Regions from separate parts of the Homo sapiens genome. Here regions 1 and 3 are each linked to region 2. The links are chromatin contacts, found by Hi-C or POLR2A ChIA-PET in ENCODE. All regions are on one chromosome and are shown on one strand. The core of a region is the stretch at or near the end of the contact, and the rest is flanking DNA. Distances in the headings are between cores, read along the strand shown.

Region 1 (2,700 bases), core at 190-2,689, 1.1 Mb before region 2:
AAGCTACTCAGGGCTGAGTGGGCAGAAGTATATCTTTGTCTCTGAGGGAAATTGTAAGACTTGCTTGTAGTTTATAAAAGTCATCCATAATTTTTAATCTTTTGTTTTGGGGGTCAGCCAAAATCCTACACCCTAACTATTGTAATCCAGGCGAGTGAAGGCAGTAATCTGAATTACCATGGTGATTGAGGGTTGGGGAGAAGGTGATGGGCTGAAACAATGACTGGAGTGGAAAGGGGGAAGGGGGCAGGAATTCAGGAATTGTGAGCAGGGAATTATTATAAAGAATGGTTCCCTGGTTTCTGCATTGGCTTGAACAACTCTGAGTGGACAGTGATGCTCATAGGAAGTGGGGACGGTCAGATGCCGGAATGCAAAATCCGGTCTCACTTTGTACTTCCTGTGTGAACCTGAGTCAGTTACTCAACCTCTCTGAGGATACAACAAATTTGAGAGTTCATATTTTGGTACATATGAGAGTCTATTAATTGTTAAGCCCTACAGTAAGTGATGAGAGTAATAAGACAAATAGAATACAGCTCTTGAATTCATTTTTTGCAGTCAGCTAGGAGAGACATGCAAAAACAATTAGCAAAATACAATGGGAGAAGCGCTAAAATATCTGTGTGCATAAAGCATTCAGTAAGCCCAGAATAATGTACTCTGCTTGCAAATATGGGGATAAGGAAGGTCTCATGTAGACGTGAGGAAAGAAGAATGGACATTGGAGCTAGGCTTGAATGAATAGTTTCACCAAAATACATTTTCTTTGTGATCTTAGACAAATTAATCTCTCCGAGCCTTAGTTTCCTCAGTTGGGGTTAATGATAGTACTTGTCTCAAGGAATGATGGTTAAATGAAATAATGCATGAAAAATCCTCAGCACAGTGCCTGTTACACAGCAAGAACTCCATGAATGTTTGCTATTTTTATTACCATTATTGCTATGGAGAGCCCTGGGAGTCAGTCAGCTCTGATGGACTCAATGATGTATCAAAGTCACAGCTAGTTAGTACCAGAGACTGGACCAGGATCCAGGCTGCCACTTTTATTCTCTAAAATGAAAGGAGAGCTCTGCCCTCGTCCAATTCCACTTTTTCCACTGAAGATTAAATTGGATTCTTTTATGTAAAGTGGACTCTCCAAGTGACTTTTCCCAAAGGAAAGTTTTGAATGAAATCATTTACCATTTGAATGAGCTCATATCCAAAAGGAGCACCCATTTGGATAGAGCCGATCAGTCTGCAGTATATACAATTTCACTTTGCTTACTGGTCATCTCCATTTTTTTTCCAGGCTACATATTTTTCTTATTTCAGCCTTCTAAACTCCCTGTTCTCTGCAGCCTATTTAATTGACTTTCATATCAAAGGAAAGTGAAAGCAAAAATAGGTTTTACTTATAATCAACATGCATTTACTGTTTGTCGTGATTTAGAAGCTCTTTGCTGGCACTATGGAAAGAGGCAAAAAAAAAAAAACAAAAAAAAAAAGCGTAGCCTCCATTTTTGAAATAGTTAAAGCAAGCCAGATCCACATAAAATAAGAAAACAGTAATTCTAGAACAATGTATAGATATTCTACAGTGATACGGGGTGGATTGAATACATTTATACAAAGGAGGCAAATTAAATTGGTGTTCTATTGAGTTGGAGTTAATGAGGATGTACAGAGAGAAAACAGTCAATCATTTCTGTGGCAAGCGCCATGTTAGGTGCTCCTATAGAGTATCTAAAGAAAATGATGTCTGAGTTAGCTCAAGAAAATGGTAATGGACTCAGATTGGCAAAGAGAAAGGCAGGCAAGTGGTTCTCATCAGAATCACCAGGTCCTTAAAAAAAAAAGCACAACACAACAAAACAAAAAAACCAAAAAAACCCCAAAACTTTTGTGTCCAGGCCGCACCCTCAGCGATTCTGCCTCAATTCCTCAGGGTGAGCAGCCCAGGTGTCCAGCTTTATGAAGGTTCCCAGGGCAATCTATTTTGCAACCTGGGCTGAAAACCTCTGCTTTAGGGCAAAGGCTGGATGATGACTATGCCCAAGTCCTGGGTGGAGAGAGGCAGGCCTGCGGTATTTCTTCTTCCGGATTGCAATGGAAACATGACTTCCCCCAATTTGCCTAGGATGAGAGTAAAGTGAATGCATTGGGTTGTGAACATGTGAACGTTTGCCTGGGGAGGGTCAAGGTGAGGATTTGGGAGAAATAATCTTTTGAGATCTTATAGAACTGCTGAATGCTGACACTGGGGTATAGAATTAGGAAGAAACTTAGAGATTTTAAACAAAAATAGTGGTCTCTGAGGAATTAAATGTATGGAGTCGTAAAGCTGGCAGAAGATAAAGGAGTGAAAAAAGTCTGGAAACAGACAGCTCAGGGCTTTAGGGTCAGTGGTGTCCCTTTGTAAAAACTGCTTCAATTCAACCTCATTTGTAAATGGGCATACTCATAGTAGCCCTGTGTGTCTGTTGGGAAGGTGATGTCACCAAGCCTATATTATAAAAATCGTAAGATGTTCATTTTACTTCTTCCTCTTTCTTTGTCCTTGTCTTCCTCCATGCATGTTTGCTTGCACATAGTCATTTCGTTAGAGGGTAGTCATTAATAAGTGATTAACTTCATATCCTGACCCCCAGGGGCTGTCTGCAAGATTAATGAACTGGTTTTTCTTTTAAAGAACAATGATCCTTAGGTCATGGA
Region 2 (2,700 bases), core at 144-2,643:
CTCAGGCAATGGGCAGGGCATAAAGCTCCCAAAACTTCTGTCGCTTGTGTTATGCTACCAGGAGCGGTGGAGGGGCAAAGTCAGATAGGAGCTAGGTCAGGCAAGTCCACACTGGCTCCAGTCATGTGGGGCAAGCAGCAGTCCCAGTGGGGATAGGAGGGCAGTTCCCTAGCCACTGGAGTAATGTTCCAGGGAGGAGCACAGCTGCCTCTGCTGCACAGAAATGTCCACCCAGGGAGTGGGGAGTAACAGGCATGCACTTGGCAAGGCAAGTCTCACACCACAGTGTTCCACTAGCAGCAGCTAGCTAGGTTCCGGGCAGTCTGTGCTCAGAACTCAAATCTGCCCCAGGCCATAAGCCTTCCCCATGGAGACAGAAACCGTGGCTTTCAAGCCATGCAGTTCCCAGTCTGCTCGTGAAACAGGAGCACCCACCTCCTGTGCCCCTGGCTACAGCCCACTTCCCATTCACCCCTCAGTTCTGGCCACGGTAGTTTATCCCTGCTTGAGATTATATTACAAATCTCAGTTGGGAGCTTCTCTCAACCTATAACCACTGCCTGAGTTAGCTGGCGGACTTCCACAAGGTCCCCTGAGAAGTAGGATCAGGAATGGCTTCCCTCCATCCCTACTGGAGTCTAAGAGTGCACGCAAAGCATGTCCTGATGCCGCTCCTCATCTTCTCCCTACCACTCACTAAGTCAGCTGCAGCATTGAGTAGGGTTAAGGCCTTTCCCCCATGGCCTGGATTGCCTGGCTCCCCTGTGGGAGTATATATCCCAGAGGCAGTTTATCCCCTTCTCCCACTCTAGGGACTTAAACAATTTTCTGCCTGGTTCACAGTGCAGGTTGCAGCCCATCACTTCTTTCAAAGGTTCTGGGGTTTCTTTCAGTTTTCCTGTTAAGTTTCTGTGTTGCTTCCTGGAAAAAAGTTCACAGCATGAATGTCTACATACTATTTTGTCTTTCCAAGTGAGAGAGGCATGCTAACAATGTTTCCAAGCTGCCATCTTGGACCTAACTGGCATCTTCTTTTGTTTCAGTTATGACAATTTAGAGTGGCTGCTCATGCTCTTTGTCTGCCTTTGCATTTTTTTACATCCACCTACCAGTATTTTGGAAGAAAACAAAGAAACAGGATTGTGGAAAGATAGTAGGCCATGAAAACATAGAGACCTCCTTCCACAGACATTTAAAATGCAAAACCATGAAAGTGTGTGTCTGAGCTTGGTGGGAGTAAGGGGGTAAACTCCAGGTGCAGAAATAAAGCAGGAACTGAAAACTAGGGTGGTAATTATGTGAGCAGATGCTGTGATAGTCCAAGGCATGTTTATTAGTCTCCATAATCCTCTTGAGTTTCACTTCCTAAGGAGAGGTAGATGGTAATTCCTTCAGGCCTATGTGAGGTAAAGTTGAAACTGAAAATCTCTCTGTAAAACCAAGAATCTCAAAGGGACACCCCTCAGTGAAGCAGGGAGAAGGCCAGAAAGACTTTCGCTCAGTGAAAAAACATATATGTCACTAAGAAATCAAAACCCTGGTTCTATACCTCGCACAAGCTAAGGACTGGAATCATATAACCCTCGTAGTCTAGGAATTCCCATGCCAAAAAATTAACATTAGAAATTAGTCCATGCAGGTCCTTCCCATGTGTGCAGGACACAAAGCTACTATCGAAGGACACTCCTATAACATATATAACATGGGATTACCAAAAAGCAGCCAAGCCCCACACAACCCATCATTAGTGAATGTCAAAAGACAGACAAAAAGAAGGTCAGCTACACCCCCAATGACTTGAGATGAAAGAGCAACCAGAAAAAGATGATAAAATCAGTACATTTAAAAGTATTCAAAACATATCCTATGAAAATACCAAGAAAATAAGACCCTAAGAGAAAAAAGTGGAGATTTTACAAAATCTAAATGGAACTTATAGAAAGAAAAAAATATATAGTCCTTGAGATTTTGGTAAAACATGACAGATTTAACACAAGCGCTTATTCTACTTCTGAAACCCGACCAAAATGAAAGTAAAGAAAAATTTTTTAAAGGCTTAAATATGTAAGGTCATGACAATGGAAGAGAAGACAATAAATGCCAACAAAATTTTGGAAGCTAGAACTAGGATCAATAAATGATAGTTGATTTATTGAGCTGGAGAAAGTAGAAATCCAAACCTATGGTGTTGATGTGAGAGAGAGAGTGGTGGAAAATAAAGGAAATGAAAAATAATCAAGGTAATTCAAGTTACTGAACCCCAGGAAGTCAAGTAATTAAGAGCACCAGGACCTCTAAAGACAGGGAGAGCAGCAGACCAAAGAAGAATTGGTTGGAAATCTTTAAAAAGTAAGATTAAATCCCCCAAATACTCTTCTAACACCCAAGTAGCCAAGTGGCTACTTCTAATTCACCAGGCAGAAGAGTGCAAGTTAAACCAGACAAGTCTGGACTTGTGGATGCCAGGCGCTACTGAGGACACATGCTGAAAACAGAAGAATTAAAAGAAAGTTTACATACTGCAAAGGGAGATGCCCTCACTTTTAGCCCCCTCCCTCTGCCCAGTTCCCGGCATGCTGGCAACCAACTTAATGCAATGCTAAAATGAAAGAGAAAATATTAAAAGTAAAAACAACAAAGAAATACATATTATTTACAAGAAACAAAAATTAGACAATTATCAGATTTATCAACAGCAAC
Region 3 (2,873 bases), core at 148-2,647, 1.2 Mb before region 2:
GCACTTAAAAGTGGTTACAATGGTTTTATATTATGAATGTTCTCCATCTTAGTACCTATCAACTCTTCCTGCTTGCTACAGGCTTTCCCTTTCTACCCTTAGGCAGGCATGGCTCTCCCTGAGTCAACAATATGCAGCCCCTAGGGTGGCCACAAGCCCAGGATCCCTCCCAGCCTGAAGGAACTGTACTCATATTGCCCTGGGTTGGCAGCCTGGGTTCTCTGCTGAGTTACCCCAAAGTGGTTTCAGGACAGCACAATTATTTATTAAGTAGCTCTGGTGCTGACCTTAAGAAAAAACAGAACAACGAAAGTATTAAGCGTAAAACCTTTCTCTTTTAATGAATGAGTAAATATTCATGTTATTATTCCTAGAAATAAGAACTCTGTCCGCCTGGGTAACATAGTGAGACACCATCTCTACAAAAAAATTAAAAAGCTAGCCAGGCGTGGTGGCATGCGCCTGTAGTCCCAGCTACTTGGGAGGCCTAAGGCAGGAGGATTGCTTGAGCCTGGGAGGTTGAGGCTGCAGTGAGTCATGGTCATGCCACTGCCCTCCAGCCTGGGTGATGCAGCAAGACCTTGTCTCAAAAAAGAAAAAAAAAAAGGAAGAAAGAAAAGAAAAGAAAAAAGAACTCTGAAGACCTTGGGAAAGAATGGTACTTAGTAGTTAGAGTTCTGTATATAAGGAAAATATTTCCAAATGCTCTATGAGGTCTGGAAAGTTATTTCACTAAGTACATTCAAAGTTGCAACAGGAGATCATTTTTTGCTGGATGGTTTTAATAATAATATACAGTGCCCCATGTATAAAGAGCTGTAGCTAATGGCAGCCATAAGGTATGTAAGCACAAAAGGGACATGTGTTTATGCTGAAGGTTTTGATTTCAAAAATAAGGCCATGTTTTAAGTTATTAGAGAGCACGATTCTTATACTATCAAGGTATTACAATGCTTTGGAGATGTCCATTAATTTATGGGCTTTTGGATTCCTGTAAGTGCTTACTTCATAATTCCTGGGTCTATATTTGCCTTGAATATCCATCAATATTCCACAAGTACTTGCTGCAACCCTATCCTCCCTACAAGCTCCCCCAGTACAAACATACAAAATTGATAAGACTCAAGGTCCTCTCTTGCCACAATCAGATCATTAACCTGCGCTGCCAACCAGAGTTTCATGGTTCTTTATTTATTTATTCATTTATAATATCTAGGATTATAGTCTAAGAAGCAGGATTCTCCAAGGAAAATGGTCACACACACACACACACACACACTCTTACATTATCACTGGCTCAGCCGGCTGGGATTAGACTTTAACTCAGGCCCTTTATTAAAATGAAGTTGCAAAAGGCCAATTTCACTTCCTCTTTCCAAGAGGTGTGAGATTCTTGCCACATCCCCAGGCCCCTACATGTTCTGTAGGTAGAAAGAAGCAAAATAATCTCCAATATGTGCAAAGTTCAGAAATCAGGGCTGCCAGAAGACAGACTGGCTATGATGGACTGTCATTTGGTATTACTAAAAAAAAAATCATGGGTCATTTACCAAAATCTCACTTTATATTCAGCTATTTTAGTATCACATTGACAAAGTACAGGGTTAGAAATACAAACAAATTTAGAAATGAGGAGGTAAAGCTAGGGGAAAACTAAAAGGCTAGAGGGTGGTTCATATAAAACCTAATTTAAAAATCTATGAGATTTTAAAATACGTGGGGAGTTTACAATCTAGTCTCCTATATTAACACTTCTGAACATTACACATAGTTAGCCATCAAATATTTATTGAGTTCTTCTAATGTGCCAGCCAATGCTCTAGGTGCTGAATATAGTGAACACACCAGAAAAAGTCCTGCCCTTAAGGAGGTTATAAGGCGGAGATGACAATGAACAAATAAACATACAAGGTGAATAACACATAAAATATATAATAAATGTTAAATAATATAGACTATGAAATATGAACATATATTAATAAACTTTTATTGTTCATTATATATTAATAAAATATATAAATATATTAAATGTTATATAAAATAATGAAAATATACAATAAATCAGGCAAGTATTATGACAAAAATTAAGTAGGATAAAGGGCAGTGGTGTACCTAGTGCATCTGACACCCTGAGCAGATCAATTTTTAAATATCTGCCTCCTTTATATGACAAATTATTATATGAAAAATTATATTAAATAATCGTGAAATGAAACATGCAGCAGAGTCTAAGAGGGCCCCCATGATGCCCACTGGTATGATTTGGGTCTGTGGCCTGCCCAAATCTCATCTTGAATTGTAATCCTCAGTGTTGGAGAAGGGGCCAGGTGGGAGGTGATTGGATCGTGGGGGTGGATTACCCCCTTGCTGTTCTCATGATAGTGAGTGATTTCTTGCAAGATTTGGTTGTTTAAAACTGTGTGGCACCTCCCCGCTCTCTCTTTGTCCTGCTCCTGTCATGTAAGACTTGCCAGTTTCCCCTTCACCTTCTGCCATGATTGAAAGTTTCCTGAAGCTTCTTCAGCCTTGCTTCTTGTACAGCCCGTGGCACTGTGAGCCAATTAAACATCTTTTCTTTACAAATTTCCCAGTCTTAGGCAATCCTTTACAGCCGTGTAAGAACAGACTAATACACCCACCTTATGCTATTCATGTCTTGTGTAAATCCCCTCCCCTTGAGTGTGGGTGAGACTTGTTAATTGCTTCTAACCAGTAGAATATGGCAAAGCTGATGGGATACGATTGTGCAACATAAAATTGTACCCCATCTTGCTTGGAGATGCTCACTCTTGCTAGCTTTTCTGGGTAGTGGGAGGGAGATGGTCTTGATCTCTTGTCCAGGCTGGAGTGCAGTGGCATGATCACAGCTCACT

What was found. A loop is a pair of places that touch in the nucleus more often than their neighbours do. ChIA-PET counts read pairs that join two places held with the same protein, here RNA polymerase II (POLR2A). Pooled maps may share reads with other maps.
Region 1: a pooled map shows a loop between it and region 2 (2.5-fold over the local background). The contact joins two enhancer-like sites. A Hi-C loop is called at or near these places in 1 of 37 single-sample maps with no recorded cell type and 2 of 50 pooled maps. POLR2A ChIA-PET finds 5 or more read pairs at or near these places in 1 of 52 experiments (OCI-LY7).
Region 3: a pooled map shows a loop between it and region 2 (6-fold over the local background). The contact joins two enhancer-like sites. A Hi-C loop is called at or near these places in 3 of 37 single-sample maps with no recorded cell type and 2 of 50 pooled maps.

The regions. Positions count from the first base shown.
Region 1 is chr12:47,190,955-47,193,654 of GRCh38, reverse strand. The region is part of intron 2 of PCED1B (PC-esterase domain containing 1B); the gene reads right to left. Among named protein-coding and RNA genes, the nearest start is that of MIR4698, 4.5 kb to the right of the region's middle. Within about 2 kb of position 1,439, at least 4 of the 41 ENCODE cell types and tissues checked have a DNase peak (open chromatin) inside an H3K27ac peak, as active enhancers do.
Region 2 is chr12:46,107,549-46,110,248 of GRCh38, reverse strand. No RefSeq gene overlaps it. Among named protein-coding and RNA genes, the nearest start is that of SCAF11, 120 kb to the right of the region's middle. Within about 2 kb of position 1,393, at least 2 of the 41 ENCODE cell types and tissues checked have a DNase peak (open chromatin) inside an H3K27ac peak, as active enhancers do.
Region 3 is chr12:47,311,460-47,314,332 of GRCh38, reverse strand. No RefSeq gene overlaps it. Among named protein-coding and RNA genes, the nearest start is that of LINC02416, 41 kb to the left of the region's middle. RefSeq lists an enhancer at 1,465-1,514. Within about 2 kb of position 1,397, at least 3 of the 41 ENCODE cell types and tissues checked have a DNase peak (open chromatin) inside an H3K27ac peak, as active enhancers do.